2 separate regions of the Mus musculus genome follow, and region 1 is linked to region 2. A link is a contact called in ENCODE Hi-C or POLR2A ChIA-PET data. All regions are on one chromosome and are shown on one strand. The core of a region is the stretch at or near the end of the contact, and the rest is flanking DNA. Distances in the headings are between cores, read along the strand shown.

Region 1 (6,141 bases), core at 548-3,047, 94 kb before region 2:
TTTTTTTTCTTTCTTTCTCTCTTTTACTGATTTGTTTATTGTTTGTTTGTTTGATAAGACAGGGTTTCTCTGTGTAGCCTTAGCTGTCCTGGAACCCTCTGTAGGCCAGGCTGGAGATCTGCCAGCCTCTGCCTCCCAGTGTTGGGATTAAAGGCAAGGCTGTGACTCTACATTTTTAAAGCACAAGCTTGTAGAGTCCTATTGATTCCACTTATGGGGTTCATCTCATGAAAACAGGGTAGTGTCCTAGCAACCGTATGAACTCAGAAACATCAGATTCTCATAGATCTGTGCAAACACAGTATAGGTTGTCCCGAAGACAGAATTCAGACAGAATTGAAAGGCAACCTAAGACTTTGGGCGGCAGTATTAGAAAATTGTAAAAGTTAAAAAAAGGAGTAATTAAGCCAGGCAGTGGTGGTCCATGACTTTAATCCTAGCACTTGGGAGGCAGAGGCAGGCGGATTTCTGCTTTTGAGGCTAGCCTGGTCTACAGAGTGAGTTTCAGTGCTCTTAACAGCTGAGCCATCTCTCCAGGCCCCTCAATCTTACTTTTAAATGAAGTTTCATGTATCCCAGGCATTATTTAATTCACTATGTAACTGAGGTTAGACCTTTAACTCCAGCCTCAGCCTCCTGGAATTCCCTGATTGCAGGCATGTTCCACCAACATTTTTTGTTTGCGAACCTTTCTGTGGTTTCAAGAGACTTCAGCATATACAATATCCAATTCTCTTACACTCTTCCTTGCCACATTTTCCAGGATTATCTTTTGCCAGCAACACTTTTCCTGTCTTGTTACTTTTAAGTTCAAATCCTCAAACACTGCATTTTATCAGTAATTAAAACTTCGATACAAGGTTTCTCTACATAACCCTGAATGTTCTATGTAGGCAGGAACCTGGCTATACATTCAGATCCACCAGCCTCAGCCTTTTGAGTGCTGGGATTAAAGGCATGCACCATCCATGCTTGGCTCACTGCATTTTAAAAAAAAAATTTTTTTTTTTTTATTCAAAGACAAGATCAGGCTTTGTTCTCCAGGCTAGCCTCTAAGTCTTAGCCTCATAGCATTTTCTGTCTTGGCCTTCTGAGTGCTGGGACAACAGACACAAGACCCAGGTAATAAGATAACTTAAGCTTTCTCCCACTGCATCTTCTTTCATCTTTCTAAACATTCCTATGTTCTCCGAAGCCGCTTAAGGATTGCCTTTTTGCGATTCTGAAGCACTTCACATTTCCCTTATCGCTACTGCTGATCTCACCCATACTGCTTCCTAGACTGTGGTTCACTGAAAAAAAAAACGGTAACTCTTCCTTGACCATATACGCCCCACTCCCGAAAGGCAACTGAAACAAGATTTAAAAATTGACCAGGTCGCAATCCGGGCGTGTGCCTTTAATCCCAAACAGTCGCTGGCAGGCAGAAGCAGGCGCATCTTTGAGTTTGAGGCCAGCTTGGTCATTTCCTCTATCAGCAGGGCTATGAAGAGACCCATCTCAAAAAATAAAAGCAAAACACACAACAGCAAAAAACAAAACAAAACAAAACCCAAATTGACCATGTCCCAATTATCTTTATTTATTTGTAATCTATCCTTAATTATACTCCTAATCTTTTCCTCCCTTCAATTTGCATACGGGATAGCCGACGTACTGGATGACCCAAGCTCTAAAGGATCAGCGTCCTCAGCCCGGGAGCGCCACCACCACTTAACCCCATTAAGATGGCGGCAGCGCCCGCTCAGCCACTCAGGGCCGAAGCCTGCGTCACGTGACCCGCACAGCTCTCACCGCGGTGGCTGATGGGAGGTGGAGATAGAACGAGGGTGTCGGCCATTTTGTGTCTGTTTCCTGCGGGACGCGCTGGTGGCGGTTGGTGTGGAGAACTCTGCGAGTCTCTTGGGTTTTTTGTTTTTTGTTTTTTCCAGCTTCTTTCCGCCTCTATTCTGCCTGTTCTGTAGGGCGCAGTTATGGGTCGCAAGAAGAAGAAGCAGCTCAAGCCGTGGTGCTGGTATCCTTTGTGGGGTTGACGTGGAGGCCGAGCGTGGGTGTCGCTTCTTGAGAACACAAGTCTGATAGGTTTGGGTTAAGCCTGTTTGGTAGGGCCCGGCCGGGCCCAGCCGAGCCTTTGTGCTGTGGCTGGGTTAGGATTTGGGGTGGTTTCTTGTAAAATGGGGTTCTTCGGGCGAGAGGGCTCCGGAGTTTGGTGGCGCTGAACTCGGTGACTCAGGCGCTTGTTTGTCGCGATCATTGGGCCTGGAGACGTTCCCCAAGTGCAGTCGTCCCTAAGAACTCCTGTCTCCGTTGTTTCGTTGAAGACCCCACAAAGGGACTTGAGTTTGGGGTAAATGTCCTGACTCCCTGGATAATTGAACTGTGACTAGCCCCCCCCCCCTCGCGGTGAAGAATCGGCTTCCGCCTCTCTTTCGGGCGCCTTAATCTTGGGGAAGCGGTTGCTTAACTGGGTGGAGTTTCTATTATCGTTACCCAATTTTGTAGGACTGGTTAAACTGTTAAGAAGGAAAACAATTTTCTCTCTTTTTTTTTTTTTTTTTTTTTTGTGGATAACGTATTACGCTAAACTGATTTTTTTTAATCTATTACAAGAAAACTATTTGTCTCAAGACAAATTTGTTTTTAAAATAGTTAAGTAGCTAAAAATCCGTCACGAATTATTTAATGCACTCACAGAAAAAGTCTTGCGAGGTCAGAACTCTTAGTATATGCGAATTTACATTTCCTGAATGCATAGATTAATAATGAAACTGGAAGAAATTTTATGGATTCTTAGTTGAATGTGCCCTTTGTCATGAGTTGTATAATGGATTATGAATTCCCAGTTTCAACTCTATTGTATATTTAATGAATTGTGAAATTGCCTCCCCCCCCCCTCTGTCTTTTTATTTGGGATTGGGGGTCTGGTTGTCTGGAAATTGCTCTGTCCACCAGGCTGGCCTCCGCCTGTCTCTGCTTCCCCAGTGCTGGGATTGAAGGCATGGATCACCACTGCCCAGTTTGAAGTTGCCTTTTCTTTTGAAAAGAAATATTTTGAGTTAGTCTTGCTGTCTGACCTGGCACTCAGAATAAATATCTGCCTTTGCATGTGGAGTGTTGAAATCAAAGGCATGGGGTATGCCAGGCTAAAAGATTTTTATTTGGGCTTATGATCTTAGACTGCATACCAAGTTTATCTAGTTCAGATGTAGTCATTCCTGCCACAGATTGCCTGCAGTGTGCCACTGGTCCTGGCTCACTTGATTTTGGTTAACCCTTTCTCCTTCATGGAACTCCTTTTATTTGTTTTTGTTCTTTAAGACAGGTTTTCTCAGTGTGTCTCAGTCTGTCCTGGAACTTGCTCTGTAGGCTAGCCTGGCCTGAAATTTAAGAGTTCCACTTGTTTCTGGCTCCCAAGTGCTGCGATTAAAGGCACTACTGTCTAGCTGACACTCTTAGCATGTACATTTGTAAATGTTGAAATAATTTAAAGGTCAAAATTTGGGGTGTGTGTGTGTTCTTTGTGGCAGGGCTTCATGCTATGCTGGATCACAAAACTTGAACTCTTGGTTCATCCATGTAGCCTGACTGCCCTGGAACTTACTCTGTAGATCAAGGTGGCCTCATTCATATTTGCCTGGTTTTGCCTCCTGAGTGCTGGGATTAAAGGCATGCACTACCATAGCCCCGAAAATCTGTAAATGCATGTTTCTCCTGCCTCCACTTGTGCTGGGGCTTTGTAGGTGTGCCCTACACCCAGCATCCAAACTGCTGGAAGTTGACCAGCCCATTGCATGCTAGACAAGTACCCTAACAATGGAGCTACGTTCTCAGACCGGGAGGTACATGATTAATGTAATTTCCAAATATAAATACTAAAACTGAATTGTTTTTTGTTTTTTTGATTTTTCGAGACAGGGTTTCTCTGTAACCCTGGCTGTCCTGGAACTCACTCTGTAGACCAGGCTGGCCTTGAACTCAGAAATCCACCTGCCTCTGCCTCTCAAGTGCTGGGATTAAAGGCATGCGCCACAATTGCCCAGCTTTAAAACTGAATTTATATTAAGTTCCCTCCTTTTTTATTAGAAGTGTGTGTGTGTGTGTGTGTGTGTGTGTGGTGTTTTGCCTACATAGGTATGCTGTATACCTAGTGCTCTAGGAGGACAGAAGAGCATTAGAATCACCGGGAACTGTCATTCTGGTTGTGAGCTGCCTTATAGATGTGGGAAAAGAATCTGGGTATTCTGAAAGAGCAGCAAATGCTCTTAACCTTGGAGTCATTTTAACATTTCCTGTTAGATGAGATGAAAGGCATTTGTTATATTATTTATATTGAGGCAGAATCTCACTATGTAATTACTTTTGTTTCCTTTAGTTGGCAGGAGGGCAATTTTGTGCAGTTTTTTAACCTTAATGATGACCAGGTATTGTAACAGAGATTTTGATGATGAGAAGATCCTTATACAGCACCAAAAAGCAAAGCATTTTAAATGCCATATTTGTCATAAGAAATTATACACAGGACCTGGTTTAGCAATTCATTGCATGCAGGTAAGAATTTCTCTTCTGTTTTGACCTTGTCCCATTGTGATTTGTAACCACATGAATAATATTGAATTTGTCTTTGGTTGTTTATATATTGGGTAAATAGCCAAATCTACTTAAAACTCAGGTATGTGTTCTATTCTCTTTTTTTGGTAGGTGGTAGGGATAGAACCCAATTGATAAGCACAAGCTTTGGCACAGGAGTACCTACCTAGAATTCACGTCTGTTCTGTGGCCATTAAGAAGATAAGTGGACTTGACTGTTAATTTTGAGACAGTTCTTACTTAGTATTTATTCTAGCTGACTGACCTAGAATGTTGTTATGTAGATTCGGCTACCCTCAAATTCACAAAGATACTCTTTCCTCTGCCTCATAAGTGTATTCAGTTTTTTGTGTGATGAGTATACAAGAACACACCCTATTTGGAAGTATTGTTGTGTTCAATGTCCAAATTGCTTGCTTGCTGGTGCCCCCGTTTTTTTTTTTTTTTTTTTTGTGTGTGTGGATTTGGACGCATAGTTTGAGTACATGAGGCTGGGAGGTGTTCTTTGGAGCTGAATTTTCAGGCAGCTGTGAGCTCTTATTTGGGTGGCAGAAATTAAACTCAAGTCATCTGGAAGATCAGGAGTGCCTCTAACTTCTGAGTTCTTCAGCTTCTCTTGAGTTTTTTCATAATGAAATAATGAAAACTTCAAAATTTGTATTTTTGCATCCTGATGTCATAGTTTATATAAAGGCTGGACTTTGTAGTTTAATGGTAGATCTTTTGCCTAGCATCTTTAAGGCCCTGAATTTGATCTTTAGTACTACCCCTTTTCTCCTTTGTATTATTGTAGTAGCCATTTAGATGCATCTTTTTATGTTAACTTACAATTAATTGTTATGTGCTCATTAGTACACAGTTGGCTTTAGAAGGCAGAAGAGGGTGTCGTCCCCCTTGACCTGGAGTTACAGATAGTGGTGAGCTATCAGTTGTGGGTGCTGCAAGCCAAAGCCTGTTCGTCCTTAATCTCTGAACTATCTCCAGCCTCATTAGTTTATTGTTTGTGCATGTTCACTTGGAGTTTGTGGGAGGACTAGGAATCTGACTTTGTTTTTTTGAGACAGGGTTTCTCTCTGTAGCCCTGGATGTCCTGCAACTCATTTTGTATACTAAACTGACCTTGAACTCACAGATTTATATTGTGAAAGAAAATAACAAAGTGGTCTGTCTCATCATAAATGATAGAGAAAATGAAAACAAGACAACTAATAAGACTAGGAAGCTGTCAGATGAGAAGAGATCTGAAAAGGAAGTAAATAATTTCCAAGGAATAGCAAAATTCAATGATCTTTGTTTTTTGTGATTTTTTTTTCCTATACTAAATGAAAGAAATGGCAGTAGTAAGTTAGTTAATCTGAATGAATGAAAGGAATGTAGGAAGTAAATATAGTACACTTTGATGTTTCTATGCACCTGTAGCACTATGCTGACAGTCTAACCCTGGGCCTTCAGAATTCTAGGTTTCTTTTCACTTGTTCTGTTGCTACAAAGCAAGAGCTTTGGCCCAGTTTTCGCTGTTTTGAGACAGGATTTCTCTGTAGTCCTCACTCCTCT
Region 2 (5,923 bases), core at 2,668-5,167:
ACCCTCCTCTCTCCCCATCATGTCCAGTCCCTGTTTTGGTTTTGGCACCATCATTATCAAATGTACAAACGGTTCTTGCTGACCAACACCAGGTATATCTGATGTTCAGATGAGTTCCAATAAAATAATTTTTTTTTTCAAAAGGTGTCCTTTCTTGAGTGCTGGAGGGTTTCCAAACAAGTTCAGGTGCTCCATAAAGCCTTTTCTGGCTTGGCCAGAGCTATCTTACCTCACTGCCTACTAGGAGTCCTTGTAGCCATTCTGGGTGTCCATATTTGAAAGGGAAGTTGAACTGAGGAGTGGCGTCAGAAATGGAGTTCAGTTGTCTTTTGGGGCAGGGTGGCTGTGAGGACTTGGGGAATGGGCCGTAGTCTTCAGGTTGTTCCTGAGGGTTTGCAGGAGTGAAGGTGCGGAGTCCTGGCGGCCAGCATGCTGTTGTGTGCTTGTGTGCTCTTCAATAGCAGCTCCTTTCACCGCCCTCGGAACCCAAGCGTGGGCTTCTGAGGGACCTATCTTTGGCTCAGGATAGCAGCCCCAATGCTGCTGTCAGGCCCCTGAGGTGAGGCTAGTTCAGATGTGTAACCACAAACTGTCTTTTAAAGGCTTAGAATGAAAAAAAGTGTAAAGCATCCTACTAATTTTTATATATGTATTGGGGTTGTTTGGGGCCAATATAAAATTCACTTGTTCTGGGGGCTGGAGAGATGGCTTAGAGGTTAAGAGCACCGACTGCTCTTCCAGAGGTCCTGAGTTCAATTCCCAGCAAGCACTTGGTAACTGACAACAATCTGTAATGGGATCTGATGCCCTCCTCTGGGGTGTCTGAAGAGAGCAATAGTGTACTCACATACATAAATAAATGTTAAGAAATTTCACTTGTTCTTTTTAAATGTAATTACTAGGAAATAGCACATCACTCATGTGGCTCTCGGGTACTTCTGGACTGTGCTGCACTAAACCATCATGGGTTGTACCACAGTGTCCCTTCCCAGGTCTCCTACAGCTAGCCTGGTTCTCTCCCCCCACCTCACACAGCCCCCAAGGCTGGCCTGATTCTGGCTGTCTAGCCGAGAGCCTCTTTTTAGGTACTAGCCTTCAAGGGACTGGGGCTTTCTTGTTCATTAGTGAGACTGGTGTTGAGAGCAGCCGTCAAGAGGGCTGCTCTGGTGCCCTGCTGGGTGCTGGTTATGTAATCTGTGTTGCTCAGAAGAGCCACTAGATGCTGCTCTGTGCCCTCCAAGGAAGACTTCCTCAAGAACCAGGGTTCTGTAGCTCCAGGTTGAACCCTTTGTGCACCATGTAGCCAGCTAGTCCTTTGGCCTTCTGTCGTTGGGCCAGAGTGGGAAGTGGTATGTGTGGAGCAGATGTCTACTGAGGTGTAGCATGGACATCCCTCTTTGCAAGTCAGCTAGAGATAGGCTTGGGAGGAAGTAGGCTGGCTGACAGTGAAAACTAGACATCTTCCTGGATCTATGTGAGTACTGGGAAGAAAACACCCTGCAACACTCAGCTGGCTCTGCCTTCTGGGCTCCTCTTGATTCTGCCATGTTGGACAGATTGTTTCTCTGGGTGTGGGAGGCAGAGGTGGGGTTGAGTGGGCAGGGCACTGTGGTGCCTTGTGTGATGGTTACTCTTGGTTGTTAACTTGACTACCTCTGCAATTAACTAAAATTCAAATATGGAGGGCACATCAGTAAGGGATTGCTTTTGTTTGTTTATTTTTGGGAGCTCTGACTTGTATCTTGAGGTGAGAAGACCCATGCCTTTAATCCAGGTTTTGCGGTGGGCCTTTAATCTGCGTTCTTTAACCTGGGCGACACCTTCTGTTGGAAGGAAGCCTATGTAAGCACATGAAAGAAGTGAGCTTTTGCTCTTTGCCAGGCTCTTAGGCTTTCTGCCCAAAAACTAGCCACTGTTGGGAGTTCCGCTGCCCTGACTGCTTCCGTGAAGCAAGCGTACCAGGCGTGGCCTAGGTGAGTAGGGTTCCTGACAACCTCTCACCTCAGCATGTAGTATGGTAGTGCCATCCTGCTTCTGTTCTGCAAACACGAGGAGGCTGGGGTAGTTGGCAGAGGTTTTCGAAGGTAATGGGGTAGGGTTGGCCAGACAGAAGACAAGAGAGAACACGCATGTGGCCGTGCTGGAGAAGGCCCGTGACCTCTAGGATTGAATTGTAAAAGCTGGAATTCAGTTGCAGGCAACAGCAGGCCCGGGTCTTTCTAATGGGTGGATCTCTGCCTTTGGAGGGCTGTGTATAATTAGGGAAGTAGAACACATTTAACTTTTGCTTAATCCTGGAATTTGAAGGGGACCATAAGCATGAAGTCAGCTCAGAGGCTGGTTTTTAGCGGTTGCCTTTCCAGGTAGAAGAAACATTGGGGGAGCTGGTCTGAAAGGCCTTAGGAAGATGGCTTACAGCCTACTATGATGAAAAGGAAGAGACCCAGGGCCGCCCTACTGAAGAGCAGCTAGGGGGTTGAGTCTGACCCTTGAGGCTCGGTCTCAGTGTCAGTGTTGAGAGCGCTCTTGGAGAGGGTTTTCGTTGGAGCTGGTATGGTGGCTCATGCCTGAATCCTAACTGAACATTGAAGCAGGAGGATGGCAAGGTGCTGGCGGCCTGTGTCTCAAGGAAAGGTTCCAAGTCATGGATTAATTTTGAGCAGAGTTGTTAGAAAGCCAGTGTGACACTGGCCTTCATTCCCCGTCCCCCAATGTAATTATTTACTCTCCCCCTTCCCGGTTTGAGTTGAAGTCTCCATCCTCACCACAGCACGTCCTACTACTGGCTCTGGACCATACTCCAGAGCTGTGAGCTAACACTTCATTATTTCGTTTATAGGTTACCCAGTGTCAGGTGCTGTGTTCTAGTAATAGCAGGTACCACTCTGTTCTATGAGAAACATTGTTAGGAAGGGGCCACAGCGAAGCTAGCCATCCTGTGTGCTTGGTAAGGTCCTGGAAAAACTTTTTTTGGGGGGTGGGGTGGGGTGGTAACAGGGCAGGGCACTTACCTCTCTGGTCACCCTGGTCCCTAACCTGGAAGTACTTAAGCCTAATGACCTCAACAAGATTCTTGTTTTGGGTGTTTTCAGGAATTCTCTCAGGTTCGGAGTTGGGAGTCTGAGTTAAGATACAGGTTGGCTTATTTGACAATTTGGGTCTCCAGAACCAGTCCAGAATGAATGACTTGTAATTCGGCAGTGGCCTTTGTGAAGGACATGGAGGCTGATTGTGAACTATGTGTCGGTAGTCAGAACCAGATTTTCTTGCAATTTTACTGTCATCAAGTTTTAAAATGGGCAAATAAGAAACTGGCCTAAAGGCGCAGCAGCTTCAATTTTGACAGCCTCCGTGATAGGATCTCTAGGCCGCCCTCATCCTTCTGGCCTGGCTTTCCTAGAGTCTTAATGGGTGCCGGGCTTTTACGCTGATGCTGATTGCGGCTCTTCCTTTCTCCAGCGCCCGGGCCAGCTCTCCGCACCGCCCGCAGCCTCTGCCAAGGGGGCCGCGGCGGGAACAAAGGCAGCACGTGTCTGGGCGGGGCCCGCCCTCCGCCCCGCCCGCCCCCTCGCCCTCCCGCCCGCCCTCCCGCCTGGAGAGCTCCGCTGCGCGGCGCCGGAGCTCACGAGGCCGGGCTCCGCGCGCGGCGCAGGCACCTTCCAGGTGGAGACCCGGCTTCGCGCGTTCCCGCCGCCCGCGCCGTGTCCCGTAATGGGCGCGCCCACTAGAGGCGCCACCGTGCGCCGCTCGCGCTGAGGGACGCGAGTGGCGGCGACCTGGCGGCGAGACCGAGCGGGCGTGTGGACCGCGCGCGCGATCCGGAGAGGCGGCTTGCAAGGCGCGCGCCGGGGCGGGGCGGGGCGGGGCCGGCGGGCTCGCGGCGGAGACGCAGGCGGGGGCCGGGCGGGGGCGGGGCCGCGGCGTCTGCAGAACCTTGGACAGAAGCAGGGAGCCGCCGCCGCGCCGAGTCGAGCACCCGGGCCGCGGCGCGCATTGCGGAGGGCCTGGGACGCAGCGGCTGCGCCTGCCGCGGGAGCCTGCCTGACTGCGGGTAAGCCTGCGCGGACCGGGGCCGTGTGCGCGGCCTGGTTGGATTCCTGCTGCGGAGGCCACTGCGGCTCTTTGACCGGTGCCGCAGTGGAAGCACAGGCTGGGGCTCGACGGGGCCGCAGCCCGGGGGTTCGGGCCTCGGAAGTGCGAGCGGAGGGGCGCGGCGTGGAGCCCCGCCCGGGGCTGAGAACCATCTTGTTTTCCACGCAGATCCGCAGGACTAAACGCGTCGTGTCCCGGGAGCGCCTCCTTTCTCTCTGCGGCCGCTACAGGCTCGGTAAGCCTTTACCCCCCTCCAGCCGGCAGGCTGGGCGCGCGGGGGTGCCGGCCCCTGCCGGGCGCGCAGTGGCACCATGGGCACGGTGCTGTCCCTATCCCCCAGCTATCGGAAGGCCACACTGTTTGAGGATGGCGCGGCCACCGTGGGCCACTACACGGCCGTGCAGAACAGCAAGAACGCCAAGGACAAGAACCTGAAGCGGCACTCCATCATCTCGGTGCTGCCTTGGAAGAGGATCGTGGCGGTGTCAGCGAAGAAGAAGAACTCCAAGAAGGCGCAGCCCAACAGCAGCTACCAGAGCAACATCGCGCATCTCAACAATGAGAACCTGAAGAAGTCGCTGTCCTGTGCCAACCTGTCCACATTCGCCCAGCCCCCGCCGGCTCAGCCGCCCGCACCCCCAGCCAGCCAGCTTTCTGGCTCCCAGACTGGGGTCTCCTCTTCTGTCAAGAAGGCCCCGCACCCTGCCATCACCTCTGCAGGGACACCCAAACGGGTCATCGTCCAGGCGTCCACTAGTGAGCTGCTGCGCTGCCTGGGTGAGTTTCTCTGCCGCCGGTGCTACCGCCTGAAGCACTTGTCCCCAACGGACCCCGTGCTCTGGCTGCGCAGCGTGGACCGCTCCCTGCTTCTGCAGGGCTGGCAGGACCAGGGTTTCATCACACCGGCCAATGTGGTCTTCCTCTACATGCTCTGCAGGGATGTCATCTCCTCTGAGGTGGGCTCCGACCATGAGCTCCAGGCTGTCCTGCTGACCTGTCTGTACCTCTCCTATTCCTACATGGGCAATGAGATCTCCTACCCGCTCAAGCCCTTCCTGGTAGAGAGCTGTAAGGAAGCCTTTTGGGACCGTTGCCTCTCAGTTATCAACCTCATGAGCTCCAAGATGCTGCAGATCAATGCCGACCCACACTATTTCACACAAGTGTTCTCTGACTTGAAGAATGAGAGCGGTCAGGAGGACAAGAAGCGACTCCTCCTGGGGCTGGATCGGTGAGCCCCTGTAGCCGGTATCCTGGCTCAAGGATTCCACTTGTTTTTAAATTTTATTACTAAAAGAATCAAGTTTTGTGTACAGTATGTGTCTAGCAGAGCCACCAAGGGCCTCTTCCCACGTTCTTTCCTTGGGGTTTTTTTTTAGCCCTTTCAAGAACTCTGGGGACTTTCGAACTGATGAACCTTGCGCGAACCCAAAAGATGCATTCAGAGCCACTTCGGCTGCTGACCACTCACTTTCCGGGACTCAAGGGACTGACTTGCCCATGTCACCTGTACCCACGATGGATCCAGGGTAGATGAGGCTTCCCACTGTCCCATGATCGGAGCTGGGGCCCATGGCTGGTGGCCCTGGAGGAATCAGCCCTTTTCTGGGTATTGTTTCTCTTGAAGGCTCCTGGAGCTGGCTGTCCTGACTCAGGATCCAGGAGGTTGTGAGTGAGGCAAGATCTGCACAGCCCTGGGGCATCAGTGCAGGAGCCTGCAGAGACTGCTGATGACTGTTGACCATGCACGGCCCTGGTTTGCTGCGTGCTTTTTTAGGGAGAAGGGCTTTCCTTTCCTGGCAGGACAGAGCTCCCCTCCCATCCTTTTGTC

What was found. Hi-C counts contacts between places; a loop is a spot of excess contacts on that map. ChIA-PET counts read pairs that join two places held with the same protein, here RNA polymerase II (POLR2A).
Region 1: POLR2A ChIA-PET joins it to region 2 with 11 read pairs in embryonic stem cell. The contact joins the promoter of Zfp207 here to the promoter of Cdk5r1 in region 2. A Hi-C loop is called at or near these places in 2 of 37 maps with a recorded cell type or tissue (T-helper 17 cell and T-helper 2 cell). POLR2A ChIA-PET finds 5 or more read pairs at or near these places in 2 of 5 experiments (both embryonic stem cell).

The regions. Positions count from the first base shown.
Region 1 is chr11:80,381,482-80,387,622 of GRCm38, forward strand. It overlaps Zfp207 (zinc finger protein 207), which reads left to right and starts at 1,798. Exons shown (of 12, transcript NM_001130169.1): 1 at 1,798-2,014; 2 at 4,422-4,548. The coding sequence starts at 1,974.
Region 2 is chr11:80,473,106-80,479,028 of GRCm38, forward strand. It overlaps Cdk5r1 (cyclin-dependent kinase 5, regulatory subunit 1 (p35)), which reads left to right and starts at 3,918. Exons shown (of 1, transcript NM_009871.3): 1 at 3,918-5,923. The coding sequence starts at 4,404. The coding sequence ends at 5,327. It also overlaps a transcript of Psmd11 not described here.